2 separate regions of the Homo sapiens genome follow, and region 1 is linked to region 2. A link is a loop called in an ENCODE intact Hi-C map of the cell type or tissue named here. Cell type or tissue: endothelial cell of umbilical vein. All regions are shown on one strand. Links, peaks and the distances in the headings refer to the core of each region. The heading gives the core; the rest is flanking DNA. Region 1 overlaps SLC37A2 (solute carrier family 37 member 2). Region 2 holds the start of LINC03136 (long intergenic non-protein coding RNA 3136).

Region 1 (13,472 bases), core at 847-8,846, 780 kb after region 2:
AAAAAAAAAAATACCCTGTGCAAAGTTTATTTCAGCTTGACTTGACCTACAGTCTACAGACCTGGAGTCTATAATTACCAGCTGTGGTGAAATGAATGATAGATTTCTTTCTACCTGCATACTCAATGCAGTTATGCAAAAAAAGCCCCGCAGGGTTGGGATAAGACGTAGAAGGCTGAGAGGGCTCAAAATGGATTTCACTGAGAGTTTGGCATGGGATAACCCTATAGTCAATGTCTGTTATGGTACCCTGTATGCTCATGGCCTTCTTGGAGACAGGGCTCAGAGGTCATTCCTTAAATACAGACAGAAGTCATCTTAGTGTTCAGAACCATTCTGTGATCAGTGGCCTTAGAACATGTTCCCTCTACTGTTCCCTACCCAGAGGGGATCCTGTGGCAGACTGGTGATCCCCACTGTTTAGAAGGTGGAGAGGGAGAGTAAATCTGGGTTTCTATATAAGAAAATAGGTTATTTCGTGGCGTCTTAAAATTGTATCCTGACAAAAGCTGAATTAGGAGGATACCACCCTATCCCCACAATGGAGATCACAATGGGTAATTTGTTAAGTTCCTTAAATTTTTCACTGATAAAAATGGAAGTAAAGCTACCATTCTTTGTGTACAATGTAAATTTAATGTAAAACTGCATCAGAATTACCATACCAATGTCCAGGGACTAGGGAGTACATAGCCATTCATTCTCGAATCCTGCCATTCATTCAGCATATATTGTGTGCCCGTAGGGTGTAAAGCACTAGTCCTGGTGGAGTAAGCCCATGGAAGAACTAGGCTGTAAGGTGTCTAGACTGTCTTCCTCACTGCTTCCTGGAAGGAGGGCATCCAATTTATTTTTAAATGTTTTTATTCTAACATAAAGCAATCCATTTTTTGTTCTGTTATTTAACAGAAACTTTAGTATCAACTCTATTTCATGGTTGTTGCAGTTGAAGTGTTTCTGGTTTATTTTTTGCTCAATGTGTAAAGAAACCTGCTGTGATTATTTTACAGATGAGAAACAGGCAGAGAGGACAAGGGATTTAAAAAGTTTCACAGTTAATTAGAAGTGGGGCTCCAACTTGACATCAGGATTCCTGACATCTCATTTCTCAAATAGTTGAAAGATCACTTTTGACTTTCAAGTAACTCCTTATTTTTACATTGGTTAATACTGTTTCTTAGCTGTTTGTACCTGACATTTTCTTAACACATATCCAAAAAGGTAAAAGTTTCATTAAAGGATTCTAATGATCATTTTAGTATGAATAACAAACATTCAATCATAATTCCTTTGCTTAAACCTTTAAGTATCTGGCTGTTACATAGAAATGAATTTCCAGATGTGAGAATCAGAACTGTATGGAAACGAATCTAGAAAAGTGTTGATTATCCTCATAGAAGCATAAGAACTCAGGATTGGAAGAGATTTTATAGTTCATAAAGTTCAACCTTTAATCTCTAGTTCCATCCCAATACTTGGAAATAAGTCTAGGGTTCCACATGTCAAAATAACAATTTTTGTTACATTTAGCAAACATGTGCTAGGCATTTTTCTAAGTGTGTTGTAAGTATTATGTCTTCTTCATATCGGCCCTATGAAGTAGGTACTCTTAATATCCCCACTTCACAGATGGGGAACAGGCACGGGCTGGTAGGCGTAAACAGGAGTCAGGATCCAAAGTCAGGCAGTTTGGCTCTAGAGTCTAAGAGCCTGACTACTGTCTGTTATAGAGCGTTGCTCCATAGGATAAACTCGAAGGAAAAGGAGGGACAAGGGCAGGCAATGCAAATCCACTTGACAGAAATACCAAGGAAAAGTAGCTGAGTCTGGTGGAAAAACCAGAATCTTAGGAATTGAGCAGGAGTCTGGGGAAAAGCGTGAACAGGCACGCAGGCCTCAGAGATAGCTTCACCCATTAGCCCAGGGTTTCTGGCAGGTCTCTGCTGTTAGACTTTGGTTGTCCCCTTGCTCAGAGATACTAAACAGCTGAGCTGCTAGTAGACTATATTTTCAAGTTTTGAGAACACTGCCGCCTCTCTTGTAAGCACCATCCAGCTGGAATGTTGAGACTTGGGCCAGTTTTCAGAGGTGCCAATGGCAGAATCAAAGCCACACACCAGGAATTTTTGTTTTGTTTTCTACTTGATCTCTGTCCCTAGCAGATTATTGGTGGTGACTGTTTATGCAAAAAAAAAAAAAAAAAAAAAAAAAATTCTGAGTCCCTACCCCCCCCACCCTCTTTTCTCAGTTTCCTGCCACCAAAGAAATGAGAGCTGGGATCGAAATCAGGCTCAGTGCCACAGACAGAATGAGAAAGTGTGTTTTTAATGGTTTACATCACATCATGCCAGAGATGATATAGTCTGTGCATTTGGTCCAAGTCCTGCCCTTGGAGAACTCTTGGGTGAGGTGGTCACACAGTAGCCCTTATGCTGTGCCTAAATGCTATGAGGCCAGCCCCTTCACTTGTTTTAAGCTTTGGAGATTTCTTTTGTTTGCCTGTGGTTATTTTCCTGCCGTTAAATTGGTCATACCCCAGTTTTACACTGGGAATATTATCAATTTCCTATTACTGTTGTAACAGATTGCCATAGACTTACTGGTTTTGATCAATTCACATTTATCGCTCCGGAGGTCAGAAACCAGAAATGGGTTTCAGGGGGTAAAGGAAAGGCTTTGGAGCCTCGAGAGAACCCATTTCCTTGCCTTTTCTACCTTCTAGAGGCCGCCCCCGTCCCCCTGGCTGGTGGACCCTTCCTCAGTCTTCAAGGTCAGCAGAGCAGCATCTGCCAATCCCCAACACTCCTGCCTCCCTCTGTGATTCATCCGGAGCCCTTTGATTCCACTGGGTCCACCCCATCAGTCCTTCCATCTCAAGATCCTTAATCACATATACAAAATCTCATTTGCCATGTAAGGTAACACTCACTGGTTCTGAAAATTAGGATGTGGACATCTTATGGGGGCACATTGTACCTATCACAGAATATAGGGCCCCTTCTCCCCTAAGCATTGCCTCCTTCCACCCCCATCTGCCATCCTCCCTACCCCCACACCTTTCAGTAGGAGGTCTGCTCCTTTGTCACTTCTCAGGATTCCCAACAGCAACTCTCCCACCCCCACTCAGACACCCAGGATGTGTTGAGTTCCTCCTGCCAGCCTCAGTCTTAGTGGTGGCCTCATGGTGCTAGGACCGACCAAGAGCTTCTTTCCCTTTCTTTTCTTTGCCTCTTGCCTCCTCCTCCTCCTCCCCCAGCCACCCCACACACACTCGCCCAGCCTCCCAGTGGATTTCTAAGGGAGAAACACAAAGAGTTACTGCTTTTTAATTACAAGTGCTATTGTAGCATCTATAAGGAAGAACATTTTAAGCTTAATTGAGACCAAATGTGAAGTTAAATTAAATGAATAACTAATTAACGTAATGCTCCTACATTAGCCCCGTGTGAGTGAGTGCTGAGGCCCAGGGAGAAGGCAGGTACCAGGCCTGTGGTGAACAGGCTGCGCCCAGAGCTGCCCAAACAGGGCCAGTAACCTGGGACCTGGGAGATGGGTGCAGACAGGCAGATCTCAGTGCTGGGGTTCCCCCAACCTTCAGTATTTTTTCCAACTCCCTACCCACAGCCTAAGTCCTCATTTCTGAGGCCAGACCCTGAGCTCGCACAATGCCTTTTGCATGTGTCTAGTGCCACACTTACCTGCTGGTAGGAGCCAATGCCATTTGTTCAGTTTCAGTCTCTAAGGCCTAACATCCTAGGAGTTGGATAAGTATTCATGTTAACTTCCTCCCTCTTCCATTACCCCTCACTACCTTATCAAATGAGTCATCCAAGTCCTCAGAATTCTGCCTTCATAAGGAAGAAGGACTCTTCCCGTTGCCCCCGGAATTGCCCTTCTGCCAGCCGTGTTCCTGCATGGCTGGACTAATGAACAGCATAGCTCTCACCTGGAGTCACTGTCTCCGTGTGTTTTCCTATTTATCCCCTAACTAGACAAGTTCTTCAAGGGCAGGAGTGTGTTGAGTATGTGTCTCCCTTCATACCAATCCTATGAGGTAGATAATGTCACCATTTTCCTGATGATGAAACAGGCTTAAAGTTAGTAAGCAGTGCAGTTGGGGAAGAGAAGACCTTGAGAGAACCATTCCTCTTCCCCTGCCCTCTGAAGCAGAAAGCAAGCTGAAAGTCTGAAAAGTCAAGAGGCCTCGGCTCCTGTCTCTCTTCCAGGAAGCAGGATGGAACCACAGCCCACCCTGGGCTGTATGATGGGATTGGGTCACCATCTAGTGGCTCATATAAGCAACACAGCTTCTCCTTAAACTCCTTAATTACAAGTGCTATTGGAGCATCTCTAAGGAAGAACATTTTGAGCTTAATTGAGACCAAATGTGAAGTTAAATGAATAACTAATTTCATTTCATTCTCAATGTCAAAGAGCAGCAGAGAGCAGCTTTCCTGAATGCTGAACATAAGGCCAGAGTATAGCTCTTGCCCCTGTGGGCTGAGGACTTGGAGGTCCCTGGCTGACTCCTGCGCTCAGAGCTGAAGTGACTGCAGGCAGGAGGAGCCTTCCTTGTTTGTTGCCATTGGCGCTGTGCAGCCTGCTTCAGTGTGGAAGGGTGTGTATCTGGCTAATGCACCAGCCCACAACGTCCCAGGAAATGCAAGGCTTTTATCTTGCGTGGCGCTCTAAGCTCCCCATTTGCCCACACATCATCAATATCATGAGCATCCCCTTCAGGAGTGCCCACTGTCATGAGCTTTAACCTACCCACTTGGTGGTCCTGGTGTGTCCGGAATTGGTGGGTTCTTGGTCTCACTGACTTCAAGAATGAGGCCGCGGACCCTCGCAGTGAGTGTTACAGCTCTTAAGGTGGCACGTCTGGAGTTTGTTCCTTCTGATGTTCAGATGTGTTCGGAGTTTCTTCCTTCTAGTGGGTTCGTGGTCTCGCTGGCTCAAGAGTGAAGCTGCAGACCTTCACAGTGAGTGTTACGGCTCTTAAGGCAGCGCGTCTGGAGTTGTTCGTTCTTCCCGGTGGGCTCGTGGTCTCGCTGGGCTCAGGAGTGAAGCTGCAGATCTTCGCGGTGAGTGTTACAGCTCATAAAAGCAGCGTGGACTCAAAGAGTGAGCAGTAGCAAGATTTATTGCAAAGAACAAAGCTCCCACAGCGTGGAAGGGGACCCGAGCGAGTTGCCAATGCTGGCTCGGGCAGCCTGCTTTTATTCTCTTATCTGGCCCCACCCACATCCTGCTTATTGGTAGAGCCGAGTGGCCTGTTTTGACAGGTCGTTGATTGGTGCGTTTACAATCCCTGAGCTAGATACAAAGGTTCTCCACGTCCCCATCAGATTAGTTAGATACAGAGTTTCGACACACAGGTTCTCCAAGGCCCCACCAGAGCAGCTAGATACAGAGTGTTGATTGGTGCACTCACAAACCCTGAGCTAGACACAGGGTGTTGATTGGTGTGTTTATAAACCTTGAGCTAGATACACAGTGCCGATGGGTGTATTTACAATCCCTGAGCTAGATATAAAGGTTCTCCGAGGCCCCACCAGAGCAGCTAGATACAGAGTGTCGACTGGTGCACTCACAAACCTTGAGCTAAACACAGGGTGCTGATTGGTGTGTTTACAATCCCTGAGCAGGACATAAGGACTCTCCACGTCCCCATCAGACTCAGGAGCCCAGCTGGCTTCACCTAGTGGATCCCGCACCGGGGCTGCAGGTGGAGCTGCCTGCCAGTCCCGCGCCGTGCGCTCGCACTCCTCAGCCCTTGGGTGGTCGATGGGACTGGGCGCCCTGGAGCAGGGGGTGGTACTCGTCGGGGAGGCTCGGGCCCCACAGGAGCCCATGGAGCGGGTGGGAGGCTCAGGCACCGCGGGCTGCAGGTCCCGAGCCCTGCCCCGCGGGAAGGCAGCTAAGGCCCAGCGAGAAATCAAGCACAGCGCAGGTGGGCCGGCACTGCTGGGGGACCCAGTACACCCTCTGCAGCCGCTGGCCCGGGTGCCAAGTCCCTCACTGCCCGGGGCCGGAAGGGCCGGCCGGCTGCTCCGAGTGCAGGCCCGCCAAGCCCATGCCCACCCGGAACTCCAGCTGGCCCGCAAGCGCTGCATGCAGCCCCGGTTCCCGCTCGCGCCTCTCGCTCCACACCTCCCTGCAAGCTGAGGGAGCCTGCTCTGGCCTTGGCCAGCCCAGAAAGGGGCTCCCCACAGTGCAGCGGTGGGCTGAAGGGCTCCTCAAGTGCCGCCAAAGTGGGAGCCCAGGCAGAGGAGGCGCCGAGAGCGAGCGAGGGCTGTGAGGACTGCCAGCACGCTGTCACCCCTCACTGAGACCCCACTTCAGCACCCCATGCCAGCCTCGCTCGCTGCCAAGCCAAGCCCCGACAAAGATGAGCATGGGCACAGCAGGTCAAACAGAATCTATTGGTGCCAGTGGGCAACTTTAGGCTCAGATGGAGATGCCAAGAGCTAGCCAGAAAACAGCGAGTGATCCGGGACTTGGGGTGGAAGGAGGACATAGAAAAGTGGAAAAGGGAGCAGCAGATGGCACCAGGTGACCACATCTGCAGCAGCTGCCTGAATGAACCATTCATGCCCTCACGTCTTGCCAGTCTTGTCACCATTGGCACCTGTGCTCAGGGCGTAAGTCCTTCTTGTGTCCACTGTCTACTCCATTCCTAGAGCTGGCATATAGTAGGCACTCCTTGGCATTTCATTCTCAAAATACTTAATACACATACTGGTATTTTTAGTCATGCCAACCCCTCTTTCTACTCTCCCCACAGCACCGGCCCCCATCACCTTCCACTGAGGACATTATGGGGCCAGGATCAGAGTGAGGCAAGGGAGGCACTCAGGGCCGGCATGTGCCCAAGAGGGAGTGCCCCTTCAAATTATGTACCGAAGGCAGCTCCCCTGCCTCGCCCGAGTGCTGGCCCTGGAGGAACAGCAGTGATGGGCGGGTAATGGAGTTATCAACAGGCCTAAATGGAGAGTAGAAGAGGGCCCAGCTTGGGGAAATGCACAGAGAAGACTGTTGCATGGATAGAGGGACAAAGAGAGGCTGGGCTCCTTTGGTGGAGTGAGATGCCCACCTATAGATACAGGCAGATTACAGAGGTTAAAGCTTAACATGGGAAGGAGAGATGCCCATTTTCCAGGCGTTGGCCTTGTGAAGCCTTCTGTCTTGGAATCTGAACAAGCAAGAGTCTGAGCATATCCTTTCCTTATCAAAATGGAGACACAACTCAGCCCTAGTCCCATCCCTTTTGCTTGCAGCTTCCAGAGCTCAGGCCCCTGAATCTTCTATTTCCTCATGCTTGGCAGTCCCCTTCCCATGGAGAATCTCTGTGTCCTTAGGCAGCCCTGGGGTCTGGGCTGGGCTGGCTAATGTTCAATAAAGAGGGTTTGCCTTCCCTGCTTGTGGAAGTTTCCATTGTCTTGCCCATGGGGAGCACGTTGGGGACCCAACTGGGACCCTCCATGCTGCTGTTCCAATTGGGGCCTCATATTTCTTTATACCTGCATGAAGAGGAGAGGGGGGACAGAAGAGAAAGTGAGATGACTTCATAAGCTCCTGCTGAGTAGGGAGAGGAAAGGCAGGGTCCCAGGGTCCCTTCATCATTGCTTTCATCTCAGTTCTCTGTAATGAGGCCTCCCTTTCACCTCTCAGGCAGGAAATAGCAAGCTAGATTAATATTTAAAACCTGGCCGGGCGCGGTGGCTCACACCTGTAATCCCAGCACTTTGGGAGGCCGAGGCGGGTGAGTCACCTGAGGTTGGGAGTTCAAGACCAGCCTGACCAACATGGAGAAACCCTGTCTCTACTAAAAATACAAAATTAGCCGGGCGTGGTGGCGCATGCCTGTGGTCCCAGCTACTCGGGAGGCTGAGGCAGGAGAATCACTTGAACCTGGGAGGCGGAGATTGCAGTGAGCTGAGATCACACCACTGCACTCCAGCCTGGGCAATAAGAGCAAAACTCCGCCTCAAAAAAAAAAAAAAAAGAAATTAAATAAAACCTTACAATGTTCATGCCACATTTGACAGCTTTACAAAGCAATATCACATATCCCATTTATCTCAGCCTTGGGTCAATTCTGCCAGGTATTCAGGGATAAGCATCCCCATTCATACATAAAGATGTGGTGGTTCAGAGAATCTGGGTCTGATGGAGTGCTATGCCCAAGGTCTCATGGAGTGAGTGGAGAAAGCAGGACTGTCCAGGGGTTTTTGGATTCCAAGCACAGTGCTCTGTCTGCTCTGATAAATCACTGCACACCTCACACACAGGCCTCCCATGGAGCAGGACCAGCCTGGGACAGCGGTGGCAGTCCAGAGAAAAGCAAACAAACCCCAGGCCCAGTTTCAGTGTTAGGCTGTGCCCGAGCTCTGAGCCTCTGTCTCTCACCTTCAATGAGAGGCTGCTGCGAGGCAAGCTCACACGTCTAAAGCCAGACACAATTCCAGGACAGAGCAGTTGCTCACTAAATCCTCCTCGCTTTCTGCTGCTCTTCTTCCCTTCCCACCCTCAGGCCTGGCTCCAAGGAGCACAGGCACAGGAACTTTGGGTCATGCAGTCCAGCCCCCTGCTCCCCTCTTCCAGGGCAGGGCAGGGCAGGGCAGGACAGGTGCTCTGCGTGCTTCCTGTGTTGTGTGTCTTCCTGCTCTCACTTTCTCTCCCCTGGGTGGTGTCTTCCTTAAGTGGAAGTGTGTCCCCAGATGCGTGCTGGTTACCATGTCCCGGGGGTTCCTCCTCACATTTGCCATCCAGCCCAGGTCCACAGCTCCGGCCAGCTCATTAGCGGCCTCCTTGTTAGCACGAGGCTCCTGCTCAGGACGGCCAGCGGGAGAGGGTCGCCCGACCATCAGACCACCAGCACTGTGTAGCCTCAGCCACTGACCTGCTGATGCCACCACCACATCCACCACCACCAGACAGTAGGCAGAGAGCACACCAGGCCAGCCACCCATGCTTGATTCACATTTGTTTCAGAGACTTTGATTGGTAGTTGCTTTTGTTCTGCATACCCCAGGCAGAGGGGCCAGATGACCTTGGTTTCTGAACTTCAGGAGGCACTTGCAGCTCAGTCGCAGCTCAGAGGGAAACTGGTTTCCCTATTTCTGCCTCCTCTGTCCCCGAGGGCATGTCCAAAGTTCTCACACTGTCCCTCAGGGAAGAGGCCACCAACCTCTGTGGCATCTCAGACCCCTTGGAAAACACTTCCCAAGCACCATGCTCTGCTGAGGTTGAAAGTCTTTACAACTGGCCCACAAGAAGAAAGAGAAAGTTGGAAAAAGTCATACTGCAGGACAGAGGATTTGCATGCAGCCCCCACTCAAATGGCACTCGAGTCACAGACTCGAAGTAAATACTCACAAAAGTCATGGGACTTGAGGAAAATACTATCACTGGTGGGTTAGGACCATACTAGAGCTATAGAGATACACGGGGACAACAGAGGACAGGTTAGCAGGGTGAGGGCCACCCAGGGACTGGCTCAGTGCTCCTCAGGTCTGGGCTGGTCGAGCCTCAGCCTGCGTTTGGAGAAACTGAGCGCTGGGCTGATTCCCACGAGAAATGAGGTTGGTAGAGGGGCAGCTTCAGCTCCCCGGACTCACCCGCTGCCTCTGCTCAGGGACACCTTCCAGGCCAAGATCTCTTTGTATACTAACCGGCAAAGGAGCTGTGGAGCACAAGGCACAGAGGGAAGGGAGGGCACTGTTAGCACTGAGCACTGAGTGCCCAGCACCAGGGTGACCCGTGGACTGGCAGTGGAGAAGGGGGAGAGACACGCTGCCACTTGGCAAGGGGTCACTCGGGGGAGGGAGAGTGCTTCTGAGCAAAGGGCAGCTGCTCTCATTGCCCCAGAACCCCAAATGGCCAACGCTTTGGACCTCCAGGGTTCCAGTCTGGCAGGACAGAGCATCCCTCAATACCTATCTGTGTACCCCAAGACTCTTACCAAGCAGGCTAGGACGTCGGCAGAGATGAGCATGTAGAAGACATTGTTCCAGCCCGTGGGGGAGATGAGCCCAGCCAGCAGAGGCCCCAGAGCCGCACCTGAATGGAGCACAGCCTCGTGAGCAGGGGTCCTGCACCTCCCCTGCCCACCGGAGGGCACTATGCCTAGGGGCCGGCCCACAACAGAGCTAGAGTCACAGACCTATGGAGCCGGTGCCGTCAATGATGGCCGTGACCGTGGACAGGGCTTTGGCGTTGCCCTTCAGGCTCTTGTGAGTCCCCTGGAGAGAGACAGTGGAGTGGGGAAGCCCAGCTGAGCAGCAGCATGAGCAGAACCAGGACAGGAGAGGGGCTGACTCAGGGAAGGTGGTAACTGGGGTTTGGGCTTGAGAGGAGAGGGGCCCATGGTGCGTTCTGAAGGACTTTGACGGTTTCTCCTCTGCGGGATGGGAGACAGGGAGAAATGGACCTGGAGATGGTGGCCCTGACCAAGCCCCCAGAACGGTCCCTGGCCCTCGGGAGGTGGCCCCACTCACCAGATCAGCAGAGACAGCAGTGGTGATGAGCGCGTATGGGCCATTGACCAGGCCCCCACAGATGATCAGCATCACTGGGACAGCATAGAGACAGCCAGTCAGAGAAGCAGCACCACCCGCAGCCCCAACCCCAAGGCAGGAGCACTCTCCAGCCTTCAGCCCTCCCAGCCCCTCCACCTGTCAGTGCCCCCCGTGGGCCAGCCTCATGGGGCCCCCAAGGCAGTGCCTTTCCCCTGGCCTGGCAGGACTTGCAACCTCCTCCTCACCTATGGAGCTGGCAATCCCGTCCTGGCCAATGTAGTTGTACAGGAACATCTGAGAGAGGAGAGGGGAGAGGCAGAGTCACCCGGAATCCCTTTGCTGGCCTGGAGCCCTGAGGTCTGCAACAACCATCTCCTGCCCTGAAACCCCAGAGGGCATCCTATTCCTTTTCCCCTGCCTATGCAGATTTCTCTGGTCTTTAAATGTCCCAGGGATGGACGGTCTAAAACGTGGTACTCTATCATCTCCCTTTCTCCAAACAGTCTTCTCTCAGATTCAACCTCAATCTCTTCTTTCCTTGATCAAGAAGTTTAGGAGGCGGTCTCCTCTACCAAGGCCAAAGAGTCATGAATCCCCCTCTAAAGTCTGCAGTCTGGCTCTTTTTCCAAGGTGCCTCTGCTGACCCTCGCTTCTCCTCCCCCGTGTGTGCACAATGATGCATGTGCACGCGTACACAGCGACATCAATGTGTGTAACGCGTGGACGTGCACATAGGCCAGAGGCCCACACAGGCTCCTGCTCACATGCATTCGCACTTCACCCTCGGGGTTATACGCACCATGGGGGCAGCCAAGATGAGCATGACACAGCAAGTGGTGGCCCTGCCATTGGTGTAGTCAGAGACGAGCCCTGCCACGATGCCGCCTGGAACACACAGCCACTCACGCACTGACTCCCAGACAGGACCCTGCCATCCCCTCGCCTGGCACCCCAGCTGTGCCCCAGTGCTGGCCTGGGCCTGTCAGCAAGAACCAGCAGAGCTGCTTTTTCCACAGCCCTCCCCTTCCTGTAGTGCCCATCACTACTGGAGACCAAACAAAAGGGCATCTTTCTTAGGCCCACCCAGCCAGGCAGGATCAGAGCTGAGAATAAACCCAGGAGCCATTTTTCCTCTGGTGCCACCTACCCAGGTCATAGCCCATCGGACCTGTCCCTTCTTCCTGCACCCCACAAGAAAAGAGGGGAAGGGAGCCTGCTGGCAGAGCAGGGCAAGGCCTCACCTATGATGCCACCAACATCGAAGAGTGTAGACAGGTCCCCAGCCTCCTTGGCACTAAAGTGAGCTGTGGAAAATACAGGTATGTGGTCAGACCTGGGGTTTGGGGCAAACATCCTGGAGTGTCACAGCTAGAAGCCCTGCAGAGCGTGATCCAGACCACTGCCCCCTTTTCCGAGGAAGAGCTGGGGACCTGTGGAGCAGGCTGGCCAGGGCCACAGGGTGAGAATGCAGCAGTTTGGATAGACGCCCTCTTGGTCCCGTCCTGTGTTGCCCTCTTCCCCTGCAGGATGACCTTCACCTCTCAGAACAAGCCCTCCCTGGCAAGCTCTGGGATCTGGCCCCCGAGCCTGCTGTCCCGTGGCCACCTTTCCCCTGGAGCGCAACCTGAAGCTCAGCCCAGCCCTTTCTCTGCTTCACTCCGGCCCTAGCAGCACTAGGAACTCTTCCCGTTTACCTTAGGCTGTGCTCATACACAGAGCCAGGAAGGAGACTTGCAGGGACACAGGGGCCTCAGGTCACAGGCCTTGGCTCCATGTTTTAAAAAAGGAATGTCCAGAAGCTGAGATTGTAGCCCCACCCTCGAGGGTGCCTCATACTCTGAAGTCAGCACCAAGGCCACAAAACAAAGAGTCACGGTGTCCACAAAGCTGCCCTAGTGCTCCACACTGTCACGAGAGAGGCCCCGACAGAGCTGCGGGGCAAGCTATGGCTTGAACTTGGCCATGACTAATTCCTACAGTATCCTGTTCAGAGCGAGCACAATGTGTGGCAAGGCACTGTTGTTCCTCCCCAGGGCTGGGAGGGAGGGCAGCAGTACTGGGTGACAGGCCCTCAGCCCTGGTGGAGCTTGGAGGCTCCTGGGGGCTGGGCAGGGCGGGGTGGGCTGCTGTTTGGTAGAGCAGCCTGACCTATGGAAAAGCAGAGACCCAGGCCAGGTGGACATGAAACATCCTTTTTCAAATGAGCTCTTCTCATCTATACATCCCTGGGCAGGAGCAGACGGGAGTAGGTCCATGAGACAGGACAGAACACCAGTGCAGCCCAGCAGATCCAGGCACAGGGGCATCGATCACATTAGGTCCCACGGGGAGAAGACCACCAGGGTCACCACCAGGCTACAAGGAGTGGGGTCACTCACCAGGCCCTCTTCCTTGGGCTGGGGGAGAGATCTAGCAGGCAGGCCTTCCCTAGCACCTCCAATGCTACCACCTATGAGCCAAGCAGCCTGGAGGGGGTTTCTCCTACACTAAGGGCTAGAGAAGAAGATAGCAAGAATTGCAGAACAGAGCTCTGAGTTCCTAACCCCCAGCTCAGTTCCAAGGGGAGAAAAGGTGGCTGGAGTCAGGGTCTAGGGGGTAGTTTGCTGGGTTTAGCTTTCATTTAAGTAAACAACTAAATCAAGCTCCTTTCACTCTAGGAGAGGTTCAGCAGGAATTCTGCCTATATACTGGAATCACAGGCATCACCACGACGGGCTTCCTCTCCCACCAGAGGCAGCCTTGGCCTCCTCAGAGACCCCTTCATTCCCCTTCTCTTGGACTTACCCACATTGGCGATGTAGAGGGGCAGCCAGTAGAGGAAGGTGTAACTGACCAGCTTGGCAAACAGCAGACACAGAGAGAACTCGACCACGCCCTGGGGAGTGCAACAGGGGGCACATGGGAAGGGGTCCAGAGGTCCTGGGTTCAGTGGTGGCCCCAAGGGGTGCT
Region 2 (15,803 bases), core at 3,542-11,541:
GGGAGGTGGAGCTTGCAGTGAGCCGAGGAGATGGCGCCACTGCGGTCCAGCCTGGGCGACAGAGCAAGACTCTGTCTCCAAAAAAAAATAAATAAATAAAATAATAAATAAAAAATTTAAAAAAGTATTTGATAATCAATTCTGCAAATATTTAATGAACACCTGTTGTAAGTGCTGTGCTATGTCTTCGTGATTTGATAGTGAATAAAAAGACACAATTTCTGCCCTTATGGAGCTTTTGGTCTGATAGGAGAAATTGACATTGATGAAACAATCACAAATTACAGTTGTCCCTCAGTATAATCTGGGTATTGGTTTCAGGGCCCCTGCATATACCAAAAATCCATGCATACTTAAGTCCTAAAGTTAGACCTACAGAACCCACTTATATGAAAAGGTTGGCCCTCTGTATACCCAGGTTTCATATCTCTCAAATACTGCATTTTCCATTGCCTTTTGTTGAAAAAAATTCACGTATAAGTGAACCTGTGAAGTTCAAACTTGTGTTGTTCAAGAGGCAACTGTATTATAAAATTACAGTTGTGTTCAATGCTAAGGAAAGGCAAATGGTTCAATGAGAACATTTAATAATAGGGAGATTTGGCATAGTGTCACTGAACCAAGAATTGAAGGATAAGTAGGTGAAAGGACGTGGAGGGAAGTGAAGAGGGTGAAAGGAGTTTGCTAGGTAGTGGGAAAAGCATACTCAAAGGTCTATAAGAATGGAAGAGTCAAGAAACAGAAAGACCAGCAAAGAAAATAATGGTAGAGATGAGACTGAGAGATAGGCAGGGGTCAAATCATGCAGGTCCTGTAGGCCAAGGCAAGAGATTTGATAAGAGCTATAGAAACTGAAGTGTTTTAAGCAGGGTTGGGGCATGGCTAATTAGTCAGATAAGGGCTACATATTCAGTTTTGCATTTGAAATTATCTGTTGGCAGCACTGAGGAGAATGGATTTGAAGAGGAGAAGATTGTATGTGAAGTCCAAGTGGGAGATAGTTGGATTATTCCAGGTGGAAGACTGTGGTGGTTTAGGCTAGGAGGATAATAGCCAGAGATTTCAAGAAGGGGATAGAGATAGTTAGTTGCTAGAACTCATGATGACTTGAAATGGATTGACTGGGGTTGGGATGTGAAAGAGAGGCAGGTCATGGATTATTCATAGGATTCCTGTTTGTGCAGCTGGATTCTGTTTTCTGAGATAGGGAATACAGGAAGAAAACTGTTTTGAGAGGCAGAGTTAGATTTTGGGCATGTAGAATTTGAGATACCCTGGGGACTTCCAGGTGGAGATAAAAGTAGGTAGAATATAAGCTCATATTATGGTATCATATTATCTAGGCACAAATTCTGCCTCCTCTACTCCCTGGTTTGTGATAAGGACAAGTTACTTAGCCTACTTTTAAGAAGTAAAAAAGAATGAGGACTGAGCATGGAGCTTAGATGAAACATATGGCCTGGAGATATGGATGTATGACTCATTTGCATATAGGTGGATGTAGTTTAAGTAAAGGGTAAGAATAAAGTCTTCCAGGGAGAAAGTGCAGAATGAAAGAAGGCAGCCTGTGTGATACCAAGTGTGTTCACTGCCTTCTCCTGAAACTCTCATTCGTGGAACTCTGAGAGTACCCTGTCCTGGCTCTCCTCCCACCTCTTTTCTGCCACTCAACTATTGCTGTACCCCAAGTATTGATCCTTTCCGTTTTTTTTTTTTTTTTTAAACCTTGGAGAGCTTAATGGTTTTGTTGCTTCCACTATCCATTTTATGTGGAGTAATTTCAAAATCTGTATTTCCAATCCTTACCTCTTTCCTGAGTTTCTAATATCTACCTTAGCTGTATTCTAGAATTTCTACATAGATGTCTTTTCATCTTCCCAAATGCAACATATCTGAATTTTTTTTTTTTTTTTTTGAGACAGAGTCTTGCTCTGTTGCCCAGGCTGGAGTGTAGTGGCGCAATCTCAGCTCACTGCAAACTCTGCCTCTTGGGTTCATGCCATTCTCCTGCCTCAGCCTCCCAAGTAGCTGGGACTGCAGGTGCCCGCCACCACGCCTGGCTAATTTTTTTGTGTTTTTAGTAGAGACGGGGTTTCACCATGTTATCCAGGATGGTCTCAATCTCCTGACCTCATGATCCGCCCGCCTCGGCCTCCCAAATATCTGAAATTTTTATTACTCATCTTTCCTCTCTGGATTCACCTTGCGATTCCCCTGTTTCTATCTGTGGTATTAATCACTCCCAACACTTAAGCATTTTTTACTCTTTCTCATCCCCATTTTTCTAACAAACATTACATTATTCAGCTTTATTTCTCTCCTTTCCATTTCCTTTTTGCTACTAATTACTAGTTCAGTCCTAATTATTTCATTCTTGGATTCTTTCAGTAACACATTTAATAATATGGGAGGACATGACTATCAAAAGATACGATTACAGCAAATTTAGCTTCAAGTTCAAATTGGCTTTTATTTGTGATTCCAGAATCAACACCTCATTTTATAAAATAGAATGAGTGTTCAGATGAAGTGAGCAGAGGAGTTTGGCTTCATAGGCAGAAAAGGGTAGAAGAAAGCAGAAATGGAACAAAAAGTAGATTGGTCGGTTCAAAATTTCTTTCCTTATAGTGTTAAAACAGGGAACATCCTCATCATGCTAGCTTAGGTAATCCGTACTCCTGATTGGCTGCTATGAATCTTCTGTTTTTGGAAAACTGGCCTGTTTCAGAGGTCAGTTTGATTATGTGGCACCTAATGTGAACGACTTCATTCTGGTTGGTTTGATCTCTTGGAACCTCGTGCAGGAAGCTAGTCCAAACAGTGGCCTCCCATACTTTGTTTACATGGCATAGTTCAGAATATAAGCTCATATTATGGTGTCATATTATCTAGGTACAAATTCTGCCTTCTCTACTCCCTAGTTTGTGATAAGGACAAGTTACTTAGCATCTCTTTGACTCAATTTTCTCACTTATAAAATGGGGATAATACACTTGAGCATGGGAGGTAGAGGCTGTAGTGAGCTATGATCACACCACTGCACTCTAGCCTGGACAACATCTCACCCAGGCTAGAAATCTCACCTTTGAAATCTCTTAAATGATAAGAGTGGCTTTTGAATGCTAGTGAGATGACTGGTTGCAGGATGGGGGCTGGTCACCAGAAAGACCGAGGCATGATGAGTGTTGGGACTTTCAGCCCCATCTCCCAGCCACCAGGGAGGGGAGAGAGGCTGCAGACTGAGTTGATCACCAATGACCAGTGTAATCAATCATGCCTATGTAATAAAGTTTCCATAAAAAGTTAAAAGGATAGCTTGTGGGGAGCTTCTGAATAGCTGAACATATAGAGGTTCCTTGAGGGTGGCATGCTCAGAGAGGGCATGGAAGCTTCATACCCCCCTCACATGCCTTGCCCTATGTACCTCTTCCAGCTGGCTGTTCATCTGTATCCTTTGTAATATCCTCCGTAATTAGTGAGTTGATGTAAGTAAAATGTTTGCCTGAGTTCTGTAAGCTGCTCTAGCAAGTTAACTGAATCTAAGGAGGGGGTTGTAGGGGCTCCCAATTTATTGCTGGTCAGTCAGAAGTATGGGTGACAGTCTACTACTTGTGACTGGCATCTGAAGCGGGGGGAATTCTTGCGGGCCTGAGCCCTCAACCTGTGGGATTTGACCCTATTTCCAAGTATATAGAATCATAATTGAACTAGAAGACACCCAGCTGATGTCCACTGCAGAGCTGATTGCTTGGTGTGTGGGGAAATAACTCCCACACATGTGGTGTGGGAAGTGTTGTGTTGAGTGGTATGTGAGAGTGGAGGGGAAAAAATGTTCACTAATTCAATTTCCTTTGTAGGGTTGTGATGAGAATTAAATTAAAAAGTGCATGTTAGCACAGTGTCTACCAAGTAATAATAACTAAATACATTATAGATATTGTATAGTATTGTTATTCTTTATTCTTACTCTTATTAGATGAATAGCTCCCTGCCTTCCCTTATATCTCTCTTGGCTCAATCCATCCTACGTCATTGCCAGATGAATCTTCCTAAAACTTTAATCAAGTTATTCTGCTTAAGCACTTGCAGTGACTTCTCTTTGCCAGAGTAAATTCAGTTTGCCTGGGTTCCTGCACAATCTGGAGCCATCGTGCCTTTTCAGTCTTATTTCCCCTCTACTCAAGTCCTCTACTCTAGCTAGTTTTGTTTCTTCGCTGTCCTGAAAGCCACTTGGTTTATTTAACTCTGTGCCCTATACTGCCTTCTTTATCTAGATTGACCTCTCCTCTCTTTCCAAATCCTGTGGAGCTCTTGAATTCTCAGCTCCAACTCACCTCTTCTACCAAGCCCTGCCTAACTACCCTTAAGCCATCGGAATCTGACCATCTTTGAAATTTTTGTAGCACTTGCTTTTATTTGTCATTTAACATCTACAACATTTAGATCGAGACTGTTACTATTCTGTTTAGTCTTATCTTTTCTTCTTGAGATGCTCATTCCTTTCCAATCTTACTTTCTGATATTTCATAATGTGAACCCTTCACCAGTATGTTTACTAAACACTCAAATGTCAGCTCTGATGATGATGGACAATCAAAAATGTCCCCAGACATCACCAAATGTCCACCGTGAGGTCAACATATCCAGGATTGAGAATCAGCATCTAGTATTCACAACATCTAGCATTGCTACATGATGATGATGATGATGAAGAGATGATGTACATTTCCACTGATAGTCATACACGGCCTTCTCTGTTTATGTCTTTCCAGCAATCACAAAGGCAGTGTGTTATACAGGAAACAGCAACAAAGGATCAGGAATCAGGAGACTAAAGTTCTGGTCTCAGTAATTTGCTCTCATAATTTGGATAAGTTAGTCAGTCTGTGTTTCAGCTACTTCACCTACAAAATCAATAGTTAAATGAGATATTGTTAATTGCTTCCATTCTAAAATTCTTTTCTTCTTAAATCTATTTTTTAAAGGCCAACTCATTTTTCTCAATTATTCTTACTTACATATTAAGCATTTTTACTCACAATTTGCCTTACTGTTATTACTTTTCCAAGTATATGTGTCTTATTCTCTCAAGAATATTAAGCTTTTTGGGGCACCATATGTCTTACATTTGTTGTTATTCATAACATCTAGTATTGCCACATGTACAATGAAAATCAAGTTTGGTTGAATTAATTTTGCTTTATTTTCATTTTTGGTAATTTTAGCCTTGGGATCCCTCAGAAGAAGAACATTTAGTTACTACCTTTCACTTAGTAATTTATTTCACTTAGTTCCTGTCCTGAAATTACTAATAATAAATGAGATTCCTCATTTGGGAGGGACAGATGTTGTAAATGTTGATGCAGAGTGAAAGATATTAATGTTGTAAATCAGGGTTTCTCAACCTCAGCACTATTGACGTTTTTGTCTTGATACTTCTTTTTTTATTTTTAATTTAATTTAATTTAATTTATTTTATTTTATTTTTGAGATGGAGTCTCACTCTGTCGCCCAGGCTGGAGTGCAGTGGTGCAATCTTGGCTCACTGAAAGCTCCGCCTCCCGGGTTCACGCCATTCTCCTGCCTCAGCCTCCCGAGTAGCTGGGACTACAGGCACCCGCCACCACGCCCGGCTAATTTTTTGTATTTCTAGTAGAGACGGGGTTTCACTGTGTTAGCCAGGATGGTCTTGATCTCCTGACCTCATGATCCACTTGCCTCGGCCTCCCAAAGTGCTGGGATTACAGGCGTGAGCCACCCGCCCAGCCTTGTCTTGATACTTCTTTGTTATGGGGGCTGTTCTGTGCATTTTAGGATGTTTGGCAGCATTCCTGGCCTCTACCCACTAGATGCAGCAGCACTCTTTCGATTGTGACCATCAAAAATGTCTCTAGACATCACCAAAAGTCTACTGTGGGAGTTACAACATCCAGGATTGAGAATCAACTATTTTAAATAAAAGGAAGACTAGACATGCCAGATTGTGAGTGAGGTTTTCTTGTATTTCTTTTCTTTTCTTTTTTTTTGAATTTTACTTTAAGCTCTGGGATACATATGCAGAATGTGCAGGTTTGTTACATAGGTATTCGTGTGCCATGGTGGTTTGCTGCACCTATCAACCCGTCATCTAGGTTTTAAGCCCCTCATGCATTAGGTATTTGTCCTAATGTTCTCCCTCCCCTTGCCCCCCACCCCCTGACAGGCCCCCATGTGTGATGTTCCCCTTCCTGTGTCCATGTGTTCTCACTGTTCAACTCTCACTTATGAGTGAGAACATGCAGCGTTTGGTTTTCTGTTCTTGGGTTAGTTTGCTGAGGCTGATGGTTTCCAGCTTCATCCATGTCCCTGCAAAGGACATGAACTCGTGAATGAGGTTTTCTTTACATCATATTTCTTTGTATCTGATTTACTTCTTAAATTTTTAGAAATAAGAGATCCTCTGTCACTTTATCCAATTACCTCCACTGGTAACATCTTGCAAAACTACAGTGCAATATCACACAAGGATATTAACACTGATAAGGTCAAGATAAAGAACAAAGTTCCCTCATGTTGCCATTTTATATCCACACCCAATGTCTTTCCACCCTAACTTCCTATTTAAATGGAATCATACAGTATAGAACTTTTTGGGATTTTTTTTTTTTCACTCAAAAAATTATCTGGAGATTCATCCAGGTTGTTGTTCTTTTCCATTGTTGAGCAGTATTCCATGGCTTGGATGTATCACAGTTTGTTTAAACATTTACCCGCTGGGGGACATCTGGATTATTTCCATTTTTTTTTTTTTTTTGCAATTTTGAACAGTGTTACTATAAACATTCACATACAGATTTTTGTGTGAGTATGTTTTCATTTCTCTGGGATAAATGCTCAAGAGTACAGTTGCCTGGCTACATGGTAGTTGCATGTTTAGTTTTAAAAGAAACTGCCAAACTAATTTATTTTCATGTACATTTTACATTCCCATCAGTGGTGTATGAATGATGCAGTTTTTGTGCATCCTCACCAGCATTTGGTGTTGTCAGTTTTTAATTTCAGCCACCCTCTAGGTATGTAGTAACATTCCATTGTGGTTTTAATCTACATTAAATTCAATGTAGCTAATAATGTTGAAAATCTTTTCATGCATTTTTTATTTGAATATTCTCTTTAGTGAACTGTTTTCATGTCTTTTGCTAATTTTCCAGTTGTATTATTTATTTTTTTAATGTTGAATTTTCAGAGTTCTTTATATATTCTAGATACTAGTCTTTTGCCAAATAGGTGGTATGAAAATATGTTCTCCTGGTCTATAGGTTGTATTTTTATGCCCTTAATAGAGCCTTTCACCAAGCAAAGCTTTTAAAATTTATTAAGTCCAATTAATTAATTTTTCCTTTTATGGATCATACATTTAGTGGCAAGTCTAAGAACTCTTTACTTAGTTCCAAATCCCCCAAATTTTCTCCTTTTTTTCTAAAAGTTTTATATAGTTTTACATTTTGTATATTTAAGTCTGTGATCCATCCTGAGTTAATTTTTGTATAAGGTGGATATGGTTTGGATATGGTTTGTTTGTCTCCACCAAAACTCATGTTGAAATTTGATCCCCTATGTGGTGATGTTGGGCTGTGGGACCTAGTGGGAAGTGTTTGGGTTTTGGGGGTGGATCCCTCATGAAATGGCTTTGCATTCTCACTCTGGCAACACAGGAATGGATTAGTTCCCATAAGAGTGGGTTGTTATAAAGCCCAGATGCTCTTCAGGTTTTCTCTCTTTGTACCTGTTCTCTTCTCTTTTGACCTTGTCTGCCATGTTATGACACCCTCACCAGAAGCCAGGGTGGCCATGTCCTTGAACTTCCAAGCCTGCAGAACCATGAGCTAAATAAACCTCTTTTCTTTCTAAATTACCCAATCTCAGGTGTTTAGAGAATGGTTTACCCTTAGAGAATGGTTCTGGTGAACTTCTGGATTTAAAATCTCCTTACTAATTAAGTACTGTTTTAACTGGGGGCAGAATGTGTGCCTTAAAAGAACGTAGGGACCTAATGGCTGTTTTCCTGCTGATGGGACAGTATCAGAACTAAAATTTGGCTTTGGAGGACATTTTACTCCTAATTGTTGAAGGCAGTGTTTTCGCATTCACAGAAGGGGCATAAAGCCTGGTCTCTAGTATAGGGGTGCAAAAAGGGAGGAGAATTGGGAGGCTAGAGTGTTACAGCAATGGACCAACGCTGTGCCTCATGGAGAGGATTCCTATTCCACTAGGTGGCGACGTTGACCTAGAAATACCGTGCGCTTCCCAGAGGAAGGGTAGAGGGAGAAATGCTTATTGAGAAGGGCTCTTTGCTCCTAGAAAATGACAGAAAACAGCATTCCCTTGTGCTATATTCTCAGTTACTATGGCATTCGCTAATCTTTCCTAACAGGACTATTTTCCTGAACTGTAAAAATTCTCAAACACTGCATACACAGAGAGGATAGGAGACATGGCCTTTGCGGATAGGAAATGAGGAAATTTTGCGATAGGACAGCTGTAGATCCTGTTGCGGACACCCAGCCGGGCAGTTGGAGGTGGGGTCAGTCCAGAAGCCTTCAGATAACACCAGGGTGTAGTCCTGGCGAGAAATCTTCAGTTGCTTCAGGACCTTTTCTAGCCCCACGCGACGGCTAGGTCCTCCGTGAGAGAAAACTGGTTCGAGAAGCATGGCCAACATTCCCAATGATCCGTGAGTATTGAGAAGTTCTCCATGTTCTCCCAAGCAAGCCTAACATCTGAGACTTCCCGCATGGCGGCCGCCCTATTAGCATTTAGGTGGCTATAGGATGCCCATTGTTTGAACTTAAGATGGAGGCCGAGAGCCTCCAAATGAAAGGACAGAGTTGAAAGTTAAGTTCTGCGCCTGTACTCACCCCTCTGATGAATATACCTTCTGTTCTGATTCTGATCCTGGGCGAGTCCCCACAATGAAGTGGTGTTGTCTGTCTGGGGAAATAACTGAGGTTCGTTGTCTCGCGCTAAGGAGAACAAAGATGTGGGCACACAGGGAATGGGTTTAAGAGCAGAAAGTTTAATAGGTGAAAGAAACAAGAGGAAAGCTCCCCTGTGCAGAGGGAGGGGGTTCCGAAGGGATCTCCCGGGTTGCGGTGGGAAGCGGCTGGTTTTATAGAGGGCTTGAGGAGGCAGTATCTGATTTACATAGGGCCTAGGGATTTAGTTGGACCAAGTGTGCCATTTACATAGTCCACAAAGAGGCTGGCCATCCCACCCTAATCTTTCTTTTATTAGGCAGATGTGGTTTCCACCTGGCCGGTGCCATGACACCCACACACATGGCGACAAGGAGAAGGGAGAAGAAAACCTATTTGTTGTATATACCTGGCTTTTGGCACAGCTGCCGGGATTCACCTGTGCAAGTTTCCAGCTTGCTTATCTATGCTTGCAGCTTGATTTTTCAGGCTACTTTCTGTTAGAAAAGAAATGATTTGGGGGCTGCTTTCTATTAAAAGAAAAACCTTACCAAGGACTCCTGTACCCTCACTATCTGCCTAAATAATTTCTTAACGCCTATATTATTCCCTTTAAATAAATTTTTTTGTGGTGTTTGTCTTATTGTTATTAGGTTATGAGAATTCATTATACATTCAAGAAATATATAATTCATTATATAAAAATAGTTTTATAAATTAAATATAAATATATAAATATATAATTTATTACATAGTCAGGAAATATATTCAGTCCTTTTTGGGAAATATTTTCTCTCAGTCTATAGTTTGTCCTTTCTTATACTTAACAGTATGTTTTTTAGAGCAGAAGGTTTTACTTTAAAAAATTATTAATATTATTTTGACTGATATCTTTGACTAGAACATTACTGGTGTATAGAAATGGCACTGATATCTGTACATTAATTTTGTATCTTTAAACTTTAACTGAATTCATTTATCAAATCTAAGCGATTTTTGGTGGAGTCTTTAGGGTTTTCCAAATATAAGATTATATCGTCAGTGAACAGGGATAATTTGACTTCCTCTTTTTTAATTTGGATGTCTTTTATATTTTTCTCTTGTCTGATTGCTTTGGTGAGGACTTCCAGTACCATGTTGAATAAGAGTGGTGAAAGTAGGCAACTTTGTCTTGTTCCAGTTCTTGGAGGGAATGCTTTCAACTTTTTCCCATTTGGTATGATGTTGGCTATGAGTTTATTATATGTGACTCTTATTATTTTGATTTATGTTCCTTTGATGCCTAGTTTGGTGAGGGTTTTTATGATAAAGGGATGCTTAATTTTATCAAATGCTTTTTTAGCATCTATTAGATGATCATATGATTTTTGTTCTTAATTCTGTTTATGTGATGTATCTTATTTGTTGATTTGCAAATGTTGAAGCATTCATGCATTTCTGGTATAAAAGTCACTTGATTGTGGTGTATTATCTTTTCAATGTGTTGTTGAATTTGGTTTGCTGATGTTAAATACAGTGAATTCTAAATTTCTCTTCAAAGGATCAGTATGTCAGTATGTTCAGTTCTTTGTTCTCCATTTTAAAGTTTAACTTCCTCATTCTCCTCATCTCCTTGCCTCTAGTTTCAGTAAACAACCTTTTACACCAGTTCTAATCAGTAGTTCACATCTGTTCCCCTGCTCACCTGCTCTGCCCTGAGTCACTCCTGGTCACCTGCTCTGTCCTGAGTCACCTCTGGTCACCTGCTTTGACCTGAGTCACCTTTAGTCACCTGTTCTGTAACCATCCTTCCCACCAAAACTGCTCACCCCACCACTCTGGTTCATAACCCTGCTCTCTTTAAAATAGCCAGGCAGAATTAGCTTAGACTGTGTGGTTCAACCCTTGCCAACAGGGGAATGACACAGCAGTAGGGGCTACCTGCATCAGGGATAAGACCCCCTTCTCCTTCTTTGTTCAGGTGTGCTCTTGCCATTGCTCCATCTGTGAGATGCACCCTTCTACAGAAGTAAATTGCCTTGCTGAGAAAATTTATGCTCGAGTGCTGTTTCTTTTGCAGCACTGAAATACAAATACAAATTTGAGGGCTCATCCAGGATTCCCATTCTCTTCTGGGGAGGGTCTAGATCTCTCCCGTGAGGAGGCATGCCCGCTGCCTTGTTACAGTGGCCTCAGGGGTAAGGAATCAAGACCCACCTAGTGTGATGAATAAACCCAGACTCTCAGCAATGCAGAAAGAAACCAGCTGGCGACTTGGGGGAAAGGATCCTCAGATACAACTGCGACCAGGTAACTCTGTGCACAGACCAAGGTAAGAAATGTCGCAGGGACAACAAAATACTTCCTTGGTGGTGGGGATATTCTGGGGGTTGAAAGTGTGCGTGAATGCAAGGAGCCTCCAGCAGGTGGGGCTAAAGGAAAGGCGAGACATCTCTAATATGAGCGATTGAGTCTAATAGCCCCAGCAAGCCTCCAGAGAAGGCTAGGTGAGACATCTCTAATACGAGAGATTGAGCCTAACCAGGACCCAATGTGGGAAATACCCCAAGCAAGACAAGGAGCAAGAAGGATAAAGATGGTAATAAGGATATTCCCCTTGATAGCCCCCTAGATCTCATGTTAAAATACTGGAAGGATAATGAAGGGACTAAACACAAGAAGAAACAACAAATGATAAAATATTATTATTATTATTATTTTTTTTTTTTTTTTTTGAGACGGAGTCTCGCTCTGTCGCCCAGGCTGGAGTGCAGTGGCGGGATCTCGGCTCACTGCAAGCTCCGCCTCCCGGGTTCACGCCATTCTCCTGCCTCAGCCTCCCAAGTAGCTGGGACTACAGGCGCCCGCCACTACGCCCGGCTAATTTTTTTGTATTTTTAGTAGAGACGGGGTTTCACCGTTTTAGCCGGGATGGTCTCGATCTCCTGACCTCGTGATCCGCCCGCCTCGGCCTCCCAAAGTGCTGGGATTACAGGCGTGAGCCACCGTGCCCGGCCATAAAATATTATTGTTTTATTTGGACTCAGGGCCCTATCCTCAAACCCTCAATCTTCTGGCCAAAGTTTGGGTGGAATGAGAATGTAATGTGCTAGCTTCTAATTCAATATGTTAATGATAAAAGTCCAGTTTCTCAAGAAGAACAGGTCTTTGTTGGAGGCAGGGACCTGTCCTTTTTTCCTTAAAAACAACTAGGGAAGAGCCCAATCTTGCACCTCAAAATGAAAAGTCAGAGGAGCCAGTTCCCATGCCTAAAGACTCCAGCTCATGGGACCCCCTAGACCATCTATGCCTGCTCAGTGTCCCCAATCTTTCCCCTCAGACAGCTGCTGCCGCCTCAGATTCCATTCCAAATCCTTCTTCTGTTCACGTTATCCCTCCTTCTTATAACCCTGACTCTTGGGAATTACCGTCCCAAGAGCCTATTCTCTCCCAACCTAAATACCCCTCTCTAAAAGGACTCCAGTGTGAAGTAGAACATTGTAAAAAAGATAATCAGAATTTCCCATTTCCCTCCACACCTAAGGAGTCAGCCTTGACTCTCTTTCCCTTAAAAGAGGTACCAAAAGGAGGGGGAGCCATTGGCTTTATAAATGCTCCCTTAACCAGTTCAGAAGTCCAGAATTTAAAAAAGGAGCTTAAGCCACCATTAGATGACCCTTATGGAGTGTCAGATCAAATTGATCAATTCTTAAGACCTCAGTTATATACTTGGGTCAAGTTAATGTCCATCTTGGGCATCCTCTTTTCAGGGGAAGAAAGGAGTAGGATTCATAGGGCTGCTATGGTAGTTTGGGAACATGAGCATCCTCCTGGTCAAAACGTTCCTACCGTGGAACAGAAATTCCCTGCCCGAGACACCTGGTGGGACAATAACAATGCAGATCACCGGGAAAACACGCAGGACCTAACAGAGATGATAATAAAAGGAATTCGGGAATCAGTACCCTGAACCCAAAATCTTTCTAAAGCATTTGATATACAATAGGAAAAGGATAAAGGGCCTATGAGATTCCTAGACAGACTGAAGGAGCAAATGAGACAATATGCAGGCTTCAATTTGAATGATCCCCTTGGGCAAGGAATGTTAAAACTCCAATTTGTCATTAAAAGTTGGTCAGACATTTCAAAAAAATTACAAAAGATAGAAAATTGGGTAGACCGGCCCCTAAGGGAACTTCTCAGGGAAGTTCAAAAGATATATGTGAGGAGAGACGAAGAAAAGCAGAAACAAAAGACAAAACTTATGTTATCCACCTTCCAACAGATGGCTCCAAACCCATGTACTTTTAAACAGAACTTCCAGGGAGCCAGAAACTATAAAAGGTCCAAACCCTCCTTTAAAGGACCCAGCCTCCATCTGGAGGACTAAGACCAAGGGGTTTATCAGGCCCCCTAAAGGGTGTGGGGGAGCAAGGTCAAAGAATCCCAGAACTGAGAGGGAGGAAGTGTAAGATAGGTGCTACCAATGCAGAAGAACAGGTCACTTCAAGAGAGAATGTCCCGAACTAAGAAAGGAGAAAGAAGCCCTTCCACTCGTGACTTTTGAGGAAGAATAGGGGAGTCAGGGGCTCTGTCTCTTTTATCTTGAGTCCCACCAGGAGCCCTTGATAAATTTGGAGGTGGGACCTAAACATGAGCTTGTCACCTTTTTAGTTGATTCAGGGGCTGCTCACTCCTCTGTTTGTCCATCTCCTCGATGGACAGTCTTGCCCCAAGACAGACTCCCCTAATCTTTTTGGCCAAATTTTAGAACAAGTGTTAGAAAAAGTGGTCATCCCAAAGCAAATATGCTTGCTCTAGTACATGGATGATATTCTTATATCTGGCGAAGATCTAAAGAAGGTAACTGACTTCTCTACACATATTCTTAACCATCTGCAGTTCAAGGGGCTATGAGTCTCAAAAGGAAAGCTTCAGTATGTAGAGCCTGACGTTAAATATTTAGGCCACTTAATAAGTGCAAGCAAGTGAAGAATAGGGCCTGAATGAATTGAGTGAATCGTGCCCCTACCCTTGCCTCAAACTAAACAAAAACACAGGAAATTTTTAGGGTTAATTGGATACTGCTGCTTACGCATTGACACATATGCACTATACAGTAAACTGTTATATCAAAAACTTGCCCAGGAGAAGCCTGACCATCTCCTGTGGACTCCTGAGGAAGTTGATCAGGTCGAAGAGCTGAAAAAAGACTCATAACCACCCCTGTTTTAGCCTTACCTTCCCTAGAGAAGCCATTCCACCTTTTGTCAATGTGAACAATGGAGTAGCATTAGGAGTGATTACTCGAGAACACAGAGGCTGTCGGCAGCCCATGGCCTTTCTGCCAAAAGTCTTAGATCTGGTTACTTGTGGATGGCCTCAATGCATCCAGTCCATTGCTGCTACAGCAGTATTAGTTGAAGAAAGTAGAAAGTTAACCTTTGGAGGAAAATTGACAGTACGCCTCACCAAGTTAGAACTGCTTTAAACCAGAAGGCAGGGAGATGGCTTACTGACTCAAGAATCTTAATGTATAAGGCCATTCTGTTAGAAAAAGATGATTTAACATTAACCACTGATAATTCACTTAACCTAGCAGGTTTCCTAACAGGGGATCCAAATCTAAAGAGTTTAGATTTAATTGATTACCATACAAAAGTCTGACCAGACCTAGGAGAAACTCCCTTCAGGACAGGATGACACTTGTTTATAGATGGTTCCTCCTGGGTGATTGAGGGAAAAAGACACAGTGGGCATTCAGTAATTGATGGAGAAATTCTTGTAGAAATAGAGTCAGGAAAATTGCCTAATAAGTGGTCTGCTCAAACATATGAGCTGTTTGCACTCAGCCAAGCCTTAAAGTACTTACAGAACCAGGAATGAACCATCTATACCGATTCTAAGTATGCCTTTGGAGTGGCTCATACATTTGGAAAAATTTGGACTGAATGAGGTCTCATTAATAGTGAAGGTCAAGACCTTGTTCACAAGGAGCTAATCACCCAAGTATTGAATAACTTTCAGTTGCTGGAAGACATAGCTATTGTCCATGTTCCCGGACACCAGAAAGGCCTTTCGTTTGAAAGTCAAAGAAATAACCTAGCAGATCACATGCCAAACAGGCTGCTGTCTCCTCTAAAGCGCCTATTTTCCACTTAACTCCCTACCTTCCTCCTCCTACCGTAATCCCCATTTTCTCTTCCACTGAAAAATAAAAACTAATAAATAGGCACTAAAGAGAATTCAGACACAAAATGGATATTGCCAGACCAGAGAGAAATGATGAAGGAAATCTTATCCCAACTACATCAAGGGACCCACTGGGGACCCCAGGCCTTGTGTGATGCAGTTCTCAGAGGTTATGGGTGTATAGGAATTTGTACCCTGGCCAAACAAGTTACAGATAGTTGCTTGGTATGTAAGAAAACTAATAAACGAACTTTGGCAATTGAGACAGGATATAAAGATGCTAATGCCTGGTTAGAATGGATCAAGCATTCTGTCCACACTTTAAACAGAAGGAATTGTTATGCTTGTGCCCACGGCAGGCCAGAGGCCCAGATTGTCCCATTTCCACTAGGATGGTCCTCCAGTCGACCAGACATGGGCTGTATGGTAGCTCTTTTCCAGGATTCCACAGCCTGGGATAACAAGCCATGTCAAGCTCTCTCTCTGCTATATCCTAAAGTTCGACACCCTATGGGTCAGCCCCTGAGGGCCATCCAGCCTCCATCTCCCGAAACTAAGTTCACTTCATGTCTGTCACGACAAGGAGGAAACTTAGCGTTCCTTGGAGACTTCAGCCTCCCAAGTAGCTGGGATTACAGGCACCTGCCACCACGCCTGGCTAATTTTTGTATTTTTAGT

What was found. Hi-C counts contacts between places; a loop is a spot of excess contacts. Peaks named below come from ENCODE experiments on the same cell type or tissue, not always from the same donor. Only the 100,000 strongest peaks of a DNase experiment are listed, where the experiment ranks them.
Region 1: it touches region 2 in a loop (4-fold over the local background); 11 of 110 quality-filtered maps call a loop at or near these places.

What each region holds. Positions count from the first base shown.
Region 1 is chr11:125,082,170-125,095,641 of GRCh38, reverse strand. It overlaps SLC37A2 (solute carrier family 37 member 2), which reads right to left. Exons shown (of 18, transcript NM_001145290.2): 10 at 13,308-13,398; 11 at 11,765-11,827; 12 at 11,323-11,408; 13 at 10,769-10,817; 14 at 10,503-10,576; 15 at 10,169-10,247; 16 at 9,968-10,065; 17 at 9,624-9,688; 18 at 5,126-7,523. The coding sequence ends at 7,508. It overlaps TMEM218 (transmembrane protein 218), which reads left to right. Exons shown (of 5, transcript NM_001258244.2): 5 at 1-1,253. Among named protein-coding and RNA genes, the nearest start is that of TMEM218, 23 kb to the left of the region's middle. RefSeq lists an enhancer at 11,916-13,115. In endothelial cell of umbilical vein, for the core only: a CTCF peak has its summit at 4,286 (motif pointing left); a DNase peak (open chromatin) is centred at 4,251; H3K27ac peaks cover 318 bases.
Region 2 is chr11:125,867,156-125,882,958 of GRCh38, reverse strand. It overlaps LINC03136 (long intergenic non-protein coding RNA 3136), which reads left to right and starts at 104. Exons shown (of 2, transcript XR_007062935.1): 1 at 104-8,713; 2 at 9,274-9,603. In endothelial cell of umbilical vein, for the core only: CTCF peaks have their summits at 8,243 (motif pointing right) and 11,358 (motif pointing right); DNase peaks (open chromatin) are centred at 8,268 and 11,368.